Linked DNA regions of Homo sapiens: region 1 is linked to region 2. Evidence: read pairs that join two places in POLR2A ChIA-PET (ENCODE). Cell type or tissue: A673. All regions are shown on one strand. Each heading gives the region's core, and the rest is flanking DNA. Links, peaks and the distances in the headings are about the cores only.

Evidence for each region. ChIA-PET counts read pairs that join two places held together with the same protein. Peaks named below come from ENCODE experiments on the same cell type or tissue, not always from the same donor. Only the 100,000 strongest peaks of a DNase experiment are listed, where the experiment ranks them.
Region 1: POLR2A ChIA-PET joins it to region 2 with 10 read pairs; 1 of 35 experiments calls an interaction of 5 or more read pairs at or near these places.

Annotation. Positions count from the first base shown.
Region 1 is chr9:130,430,994-130,435,362 of GRCh38, reverse strand. HMCN2 (hemicentin 2) reads right to left here. Exons shown (of 98, transcript NM_001291815.2): 96 at 3,877-3,996; 97 at 2,808-2,934; 98 at 1,240-2,015. The coding sequence ends at 1,670. It overlaps LOC107987134 (a long non-coding RNA gene), which reads left to right and starts at 1,548. Exons shown (of 3, transcript XR_007061816.1): 1 at 1,548-1,742. In A673, for the core only: a CTCF peak has its summit at 1,953; a DNase peak (open chromatin) is centred at 1,942; H3K4me3 peaks cover 1,001 bases; H3K27me3 peaks cover 2,251 bases.
Region 2 is chr9:130,661,229-130,665,597 of GRCh38, reverse strand. PRDM12 (PR/SET domain 12) reads right to left here and starts at 1,004. Exons shown (of 5, transcript NM_021619.3): 1 at 722-1,004. The coding sequence starts at 944. RefSeq lists enhancers at 1-430, 1,721-2,562. In A673, for the core only: no CTCF peak of the experiment used is centred there; no DNase peak of the experiment used is centred there; H3K4me3 peaks cover 328 bases; H3K27me3 peaks cover 4,000 bases.

The DNA.
Region 1 (4,369 bases), core at 179-4,178, 230 kb after region 2:
TGGCACATGCCTGTAATCCCAGCACTTTGGGAGGCTGAGGTGGGCGGATCCTTTGAACCCAGGAGTTCCAGACCAGACTGAGCAACATAATGAAACCTCATCTCTACAAAACATTTAAAAAATTAGGCCGGGCGCGGTGACTCACGCCTGTAATCCCAGCACTTTGGGAGGCCGAGGCGGGCAGATCACCTGAGGTCAGGAGTTTGAGACCAGCCTGACCAATGTGGAGAAACCCCATCTCTACTAAAAATACAAAATTAGCCGGGCGTGGTGGCGCATGCCTGTAATCCCAGCTACTCGGGAGGCTGAGGCAGGAGAATCACTTGAACCCAGGAGGCGGAGGTTGCGGTGAGCCGAGATAGCACCATTGCACTCCAGCCTGGGCAACAAGAGTGAAACTCCAACTCAAAAAAAAAGAAAAAAAATTTAGCCAGGTGTGGTGGTGCATGCCTGTGGTCCCAGATACTCAGGAGGTTGAGGTAGGAGGATCGCTTGAGCCTGGGAGGCAGACATTGAGGTGAGCAGAGGTCACGCCACTGCACTCCAGCCTGGGTGACACAGCAAGATCCTATCTCAAAATAATAATAATATCACACTGGTATTTTCCTAAGGGAGTAGATATGAGGTGTTCTTGCCACAAAAATAAGTATATACAAGATGATGGGTATGTTTTAATTTTTTCAAGCCCACACAAAATCCAAATGGATATATTAATTGGTTTGACTATAGTAACCATTTCATTATGTGTATCAAAGCATCACGTTGTATGCCTTACATATATACAAAACATTAATAATTAATATAAAGGCCAGGCATGGTGGCATGTGCCTGTAGTTTCAGCTGCTCTGGAGGCTGAGGCGGGAGGATCGGGAGGCCAGGAGGTCGAGGCTGCAGTGAGCCACGATCATGTCATTTGCAACTCTAGCTTGGGCGACAGGACAAGACCCTGCCTCTAAAAAGTAAGAATTATTTTTTTTGCCACCGGCTGTTGCTGTCTTTGCAACACATTTACTCCTCATTTAATAGCCCCACAGCCCTATGGGGGAAGGGAGGGCCCTACTGCAAGAGTTTATGGATCGGAAAACTGAGGCCAGGAGGTGCCTGAGGCAGCCCTACTCCTAAGGAGAGGAGGCTGGTAGACTCAAACTGCAGTGCTCCTGGATCAGAACAGAAGGCATGGTCTCCTTCCCAGCCCAAACCCTTCCCTACAAAGCAAAATAATTAGACAAAGAAACCAAGTTGGTTAAAAAAAAATCCCTTTATATTGCAACAGGGTTCAGAATGACACCACCAGGTGTGGCCGGGCGACAGCTGCTGCCACCCCTAACGCGGGGTCTGCCCCCTCTCCCGCGCGTCCAGGTGCCCTGTGTCCCTGTCCCGCTCCCACTGAGGGGCGGATCAGACCTGGAGGTCTGATCCGGGCTTCCCCGGGCCCTGCCTGCGGGACTGGCCACCCAAGGGCCGCCCTGGACGCCTCCCTCTGTGAGGTCAGGTCCTCGCTGTCGGGGGTCAAGGCTGTGCGCAGGGTCGTGTTGACCCAAGGTCTCGCTGACGCACGGGGCGGGAGACGATGACGCTCCGCTTGCCACAGCAGGTGGCGTGGACCAAGCTTCTCCTCGACCCCTTCCTCGGGGGTCACGCCAGGGCGGCCGCCAATGCCCTCTCCCGTTTAGTAGGGGTAGGGGGACACGGCGATGAGCAAGACGAAGACGCTTTGGTGGCGCGGTGCCGCAGCACGCACGGTGAGCCGGTAGAGGCCGGCGCGGGTGAGCGCGCGACGGGTGTAGACCGCGCCAAGGCCCGCGCGCAGCGGACGCAGCGCGAAGGGGCTGCGGGGGTCGGGCTCCAGCATGCTGAGCTCGGTGCGGTTGGCGGGGACGCCGACCTCGGAGAAGGCGGTGAGGCGGGCCACGTCGTGGTGGGCGCGCACGCCCAGGGGCAGCGGCAGCAGCCGGTACTGCAGCGTAGAGGGGCCGCCCGTGCCGCAGTCCTGCGAGCAGCGCCGGAAGCACGTCCTGCGGGCGGCACAGACACACGGACAGGCGGACTCGGGGGTGCGGTCGGAGCGTGGCCCATCCGCGTAACTCAGACCTCCCTGCCAGCCCCTGCAGTTCCGCCCACGCGCTGCCCGTCCTTCTCCCGCAGAGCCCCACACGCCTTCTCTGCAGGCTCCCACGCTAGCCCGTTTTAGAGTTCAACAAACTGAAGCCCAGAGAAGCCAGAGGCCTGCCCTTTCATGGTCCCTCCAGCGGACTTTCGGGATCCATGCCCCAGGGAAGCCCAGCAGACACAGGGGAGCGATGTGCCCCTGGGCCAAGTCACCCAGTCTGGATTTGCCCTGCGGGGGCGGGGTTGGAGGTGGAGACTGCGCTTAGCCTTGCCGCGGGCATCTGCTTCCAACCCCAGCCTACGTTTCTAGTTGTAAGGCCTGGGGCAGGTCACCCGCCGGGAGAAACCTTTCCAGGGCAGCAGCTGCCACCCCTAAGGTCCCCATGTCTCCGTGTGTCTTGATGAGTGTCCGTGGCCGCTGTGAGTGGCGTGGAGGAGATGGGTTTGGTGCTGGCGTGTCTGAGTTTTGTCCTGGGGTTGTGTGAGTCTGCATGGTGGTCCTGTGTCTGGGGTTTGGTGTGTGTGCTCCTGTGTCCCCGTTCTCTCCCACTCTGGCCTCTCCCTGCCCCCAGGGCTCCGTGCGTTCCTGCCTGCATCACTTGTGTGGGGAGTGACAATGACAGGGCCAGCCTGCACCCCCAGTGACTGAAAAATGTGCTTTTCCTGAGGGCACGAGGCCCTGCCAACTCAGCCCTTACCCAGGGCTGGGGCCCTGCCGGTAGGTGGCAGGACAGGGTGTGTCCACACACTGGTAGCTGCCACGGGTGTTGAAGCACATCTGGCCGGGTCCACACTCGATGCTCTCCTCCTCGCACTCGTTGATGTCTGGATGGGGAAGTTGGTGAAGCGGGGGAGGGAGATGAAAAGATGGAGCAAAGGAGAAGGGGGGAGTGCGTGGGGAGAAGTACCTTTGGGGGACCAGTGAGGTGGGCAGCCCTTCTCCCTTTGTCCCCAGCCAGTCTGACCCATGACCACCCAGCTGGAGGCCCGCAGCACCTTCTCATCTCCCTCGGGGGGCCAGGGCTTTCCAGGGCGTGTAGGTGGGCACCGTGGGGGCCTCCTGAGCAAGTGCTGGGTAGGAGGGCCTGGGAGAGATGGGGCTTTCCCTGGGTGGCTGCTTTGCCCGAAGACCCAGAGTGCCCACTGCCCACGGGCAGAGCCCCTGATCCTGTCTTCCTCAGTGGAAGCCCCACCCTTCTCAGAGGATGTTCAGTGACCTCCATGGCAGCATGAGGGACAGAGACAGGCAGGGCAGGCATGGTTCCTGTTCTTTAGAGTGGAGGAAGCAGCATGACCGGCCCCAGCCCCGTTTGTGCACACCAGGGAAACTGTGCCCGGTTTGGGAGTTAGAGGCACTTACTATACCAGCAGCAGCAGCTGTGCGGCTCTGTGCTCAACCTCCACAGCTCTCATCCCAGCTATCTGAGAGGGGACTGTGCTAGCCCCATTTAACCAGGAGGCCGGAGGCTTAGAGAGGTGAAGTGAGTTTCCCAGGGACACACAGCAGTGCTAGGATTGGCCTTGCAGGGCTGCTTTCAGAGCCTGCCCGCGTGATCTCAGAGCTCCTGTTTGGAGCATGGGCCCTGGCGTGGCTGTGGGAGCCTGGGGTGTTCACAGAACCCCTCTGAGCCTGCCTCCCCGCCCCACCTCACAGGATAGTTGTGAAGGGGCTGGAGTGAACGGAGTAGGTAAGATGCCACATGTCCCATCCCACGCTGCCTGCCCTAGCCCCACGGGTGTTTGGGCGGCGGCCTGAGCCCGGCTCACCCTGGCAGTTCTTCCCGCTGGGGAGCAGACGGTAGCCGGCGGGGCACAGGCACTGGTAGCTGCCCTCAGTGTTGCGGCAGGCGTGCTGACACAGGTTCCTCACGCGGCACTCGTCAAGGTCTGGCCCGGGCATGGGGGTGGGGCAGGTGGGGGATGGGGGCAGAGAGACGCACTGAGCCACAGACACCAACGTGGCCACACACCTGCCCGCTGGGCTCTGGAGCTGCCCTGCTCCTTCTCCCTGTCCTGCCCCTCCCAGCCCAGGTTCAGGGGTTGGGGGAGTCCCTGTGCTTGCTGAGAGGGAGGAGCCCCACCTTACCTACCCCGTGCTCACCAAGGCATAGAAGGAGCAAGCAGCACCACCCCGCAGACCCCTCCGTCCAGGCGGGAATGCCGAGGCATCAGCCCTGGGGCAGGCCACCTCCTCTTTGTCCCTCTCTGCAGGGTCCAGGGGCCATCCCCCACCCCCACCCCCCTCTACCCAGCAGTCCCT
Region 2 (4,369 bases), core at 293-4,292:
GGCCGAGGAATTCCCCTTACAAAAAAGGGGGATTAGATGGTTGACATAGCGTGAATGGAAGTGGAATTAGTCTTCACGGTAAATTAAGAGAGGAACAGAAATCGTAAAGGGGGAAAAGAGGGCGACGCGCAGAGATGCCAGAGCCAGGGAAAGATATTGTTTGCGGGTTGATGAATGAGGAATAAGAACTTGAGACATCTTAAAGAAAAGAAACTTTTCTCGCTCTCTCTTTCTCTCCCTCGCTCTCCCCGCGGCTTTTTCTCCCCGCCCGCCCTCCCTCCACCCCCTCCCCAGCCCCGGCTGCCTTTTAAAGTTCTTGGTTTAAGTGGGAACTTTCGTGGGTCAAGCCCAAGTTAACTAAATGAATTTAAAACCCCTTCTTTTTGAGTCAACTGCTATTACACGCCTAGTAAGGCTGTAAATGCCGGGAACCCGCCAGCTCAAGCGCAGGAGGGGAAGGGAGGGGCCGGCGGGGGCGTCGGGGCCGAGCGACGGGGTCGCCGGGGTCGGTCCTTGAGCCGGGTGGGCTGCGGAGCTGCTTGGTGGCTCGCGTCCTGGTTTGGCCCATGGGGAAACTGAGGTGCACCGAGCGCCGGGAGAGCCCAGGTTGGCGCGAGTAGCAGCGAGGCCGGGTATCCCAGCCGCGTCTCGCGCATCGCCAGGACGGGAATGGGGGTCGCCGGGAGGAGGGATTGCGCCGGGCTCCGACGGCTGGACTCACCGCCGGAGAAGGACTGCGCCAGCACCTCGGCGGTGAAGGCTGTCTTGGGGCTGGCGTGGTGGCTCTTGTCCTCGAAGAGCTGCTCCCCGAGCACGTTGCGCCAGCGGCCGTACAGGAAGCTGTGCAGGATGTCGGAGGTGATAACCTCGGCCAGCGCCAGTCCCGGCGCCTTCAGCCCGGTCTTGAGCACCAGGGCCTCAGCCGGGAGCACGGAGCCCATCATGGGCGGCCCGGAGCTCCCCGGCGCCGGGGGACGGCCGGGCCGACGGGGGAGGTGGGCGGGCGAGAGGGGAGCCCAAGGGGCGAGAGGAGAGCGCTGCGATGGAGAAGGAACCAGAGCAGGGGGAGGACGGAGAGGAGGAGGACGCAGGAGGGAGCGGGAGGTGAGGGGGCGACTGGGAGGAAAGCGAACGAGGGGGAGAGGGGAAGAGAGATGGTGAAATCTGTAGAGATGGCAAAGGCGGCGCGGAGGGTGGAGAGACGCGGGTGGAGGCGGAGGCGGGTGCGGGGGGTGCAGGGTGGGTGAGAGGCGGGTGGTTGCAGGGAAGCGGCAGCAAGGGGCTCAGGCGCGCGCTAGCCTCTCGCACACTCGGCCGGGGCCGTCTTCCCCTTGGCAAAATCTCAGCGCCTTTATAGGAGCCGCAGTGACCCTCCTAATTGGTTATTAATGACCCCCTGACGTCGGAGGACAGACTTGTTGTACCCGGCTGGGCTCGAGGAGCCTTCGTCGCGAGAGCGCGAGGGGCGGGGGCGCGCGGACCGCTCCAAACAGTACCCCTCCACTCCTCTCTCCCCTTCCTGGTCCTTCCTCCCCCCTCCTGTTTTTCCTTCTCTCCCCGTGGGAAGCGCAGGGCAGGGAGGGAGGCTCAGCCGGCTCTGAGGAGAGGAGGGGACGGAGAAGGGGAGGGGGTGCGGCGAGGCTCTCTAGGACTCCAGGGACCAGGCTAGACAAGAGGGGACGCCTGGCTTCGGGCCCCGCGCTCCCCTCAGGCCTGATCTATGTTCACCGGCCTGGCCCAGCCCGGCGTTCACCTTTACTTTGCTGCCCCGGCTGGCCGGCCCAGCCCTGCACCGCTCTCCCTCCCCGGCCAGAGCCCGCGTCCTCTTCCCTCTCCGGCCCTGCACTCCCCGGGCCGCCACAGTCGCCCCGAGCTCGCGCGCAGCCCTAGTTGCCACGCGGATCCCCTGCTCAGACTGCGCTGCTGAAGCCGGCGCTTCGCTTCATACGGGCCGCGCCAACTCGGTCGCTGTGCACGGTCGGGTGCGAAACTCCTCCGCGGGCTCACGGGGCTGCCGAGGCGGGGCCGCAGCGGCCGTCGGGGCTGGGGCTGGTCCCGGCCTGAGACAGCTTCATGGAAGGCCAGGCTCCCGGCCCTTGCGGGGCCAGGTCGGGGGTCGAGATGGGCGGACAGGAATCGCCCTGGCAGCCTGTCTCTGGGAAAAGAATTTCCTACGGGATATAGGGGGATTGAAAGGGGTCCCGAGACCCTTCCTAGGTGGGAGCAGGCGTGCCTGAGAGCGAAGTCCCTCAGAAACTGCAGGCAGCTCCGCGAGAGGCCTCAGTGCGGGTTCGGCTTGCGGCCCGGCTTTCCGGCTCCTTGCTGAGCTGCAACCTCGGGAAGCCGGTGGCGTTGCGGCGCCCCTTCCTTCTTGCCTCCTAGTTCTTTCTTTCTCCTCTGCCTCTCTCTTCTTTCCCTTCCTCTCCTCTATTCCTCCTGCCCATCATCCCAGGAGCAGACTTGCTTTGCGGCGGTTTCGAGGCACCTCGGAGCCCAGCGATCCCCTCTCCCGAAGCAGGTAGCTGCTGAGCCCAGCGGAAGGCCCCGCTTCCTGCAGGCTTCGCGGCTCCCCAGTGTCAGCCTCAAGCCTCGGACCCCAGGCCCTGACATGCTGGGTGAGGGAGCTCACCCCACCTGCCGCACTTCTGGCTCCCATCACCAGCCTACAATTTCAGATGCCGCTAACAGAGGTGCCTGGACCCTCTCGGCGTGGGTCAGGCTCACGGATTAGTCTCCGCTGGACTGTGTGGACTCCCTAGACCTTCTCCTCAGCGCGGAGGACTTGGGTGGAAGAACAGCGAGCTGACCTCCCATGAGCGAGACCCTGTCCAAACGCCTGTTGGCATAGACGCCCCTCCACCACCCGGACGCGCCTTGGCTAAGAGGGTCTCACACCTGGCGTCCAGACTCCAGACCCCTGGTCCCCAGTTCCTGCCAGTAGTCTCCGGCATCCCCCGTCCCCGTTGGGACGCAAAGGGAGGAAGGCGGCGGTAGCTGGCCTTCAGACCCTGCGTCCGGGTCCGCCCGAGGCTGGAGCCCAAGGAAGGGCACACCTGGCAGAAGGCAGGACCGTTGGGCAGGGCGCCAGCAGAGGGCAGCGCTGCTGAGGAGGGAGGTGGGTTAGGGTCGCCGAACCCTCCACTCATTTTTCGACGCAGCTTGTGGGTCGCATCGGCTCCCTGGCCAGAGCTCGAGTCTGAGGGGGCGTATGGAGTCCGATGGCTCCTGCAGGGGAGCCTCACCGGGGCCTACTTCTTGGCTTCTGGGAAGACCTAGGTGGAGAGGACAAAGTGCTAGGAGCGAGGGAGACGACGTCGGGGAGCGCTGCCAGGAGCCAAGCGCTGCGGCAGCTCCCAAGCCCCGAAAGCGACCTCAGTTCCTCCAGGACACCAAAGGGGGATAAGGACTGCTGTGTGTCCTGTGGACTGCCCCTTTCCTCTCTGGGCCTCGGTGTCCCTGTCTGTGCAATGGTTTGAGTTGGACTTTGTGAACTGAGGTTTCTTTGCTTGGTCTCTCTTTGGGTAAGATCACTTTACCCCACGACAACCCCGAGGATTTTGCCCTCTCCAGGGCCACGTCCCACTGCGGGAAGCCCTCAGGTCTGTGCATCCTCCGTGCTGGGGTGCAGCGTTTGGGTCCTGAACCCCGGCTTAGAGTTAGAGGCTTGGATTCCGCTGGCGCAGTGACCACGGGCTCGGACTGCGGCCAGGGAGTCCCATTCCTCTCCTCCGGACCCGCAAGCCCGGAGAGCAGTACTGGGAGCCGGGCAGAAGCGGAGCGCAGAACGTCCTCCCAGCTGGTGCGCCCAAATCTCCACCGCGCTCACATTTTGTGCTTCTAGTCTAGCGGCAAAACCCACCTGGACCCCCGCCCGGGGAAAAAGGAGCCCGTAGGTAGCGCCCAGTCTCAAGGTGCATTGAAATAGGGAGCAAGACCCTGTGCTCACATCTCCCCGGGAGGAGATTTCGAGGGGAAACATTCCGGGCTTTCCCAGCGGATGACCCGTGTTATTTTGTCATTTTCCGCGGGGCCCAGGCGCGGAATGTGCTCGCGCAAAAGCCCCCTCCCCTCGGCCGGGCCGGAGCTCTCAGGCTCCGTCGCCCCCCTCGCCCGCTGGCCGCCACTTGGCGATCTCTTTAATATTCATGGGCGTTAATAGAGAGGCCCTCAGTATATCGGTCCATTGTGGGCGGCTCGTAGGACTTGAATAGGCCTCGGCCCCCTTTCTTCGGCGCGGCTTCCCGAGGGGCCGGGCCAGGAGTGAATGGCCCCGCTTCCCGCTCCGCGCCCCCTCCCCCTTTCAGGGAGAACATCTTTATCCTCTTCTCCGCTGCCGCCGCCGCCCGGGCCCCCATTCACGCGGCCCCGG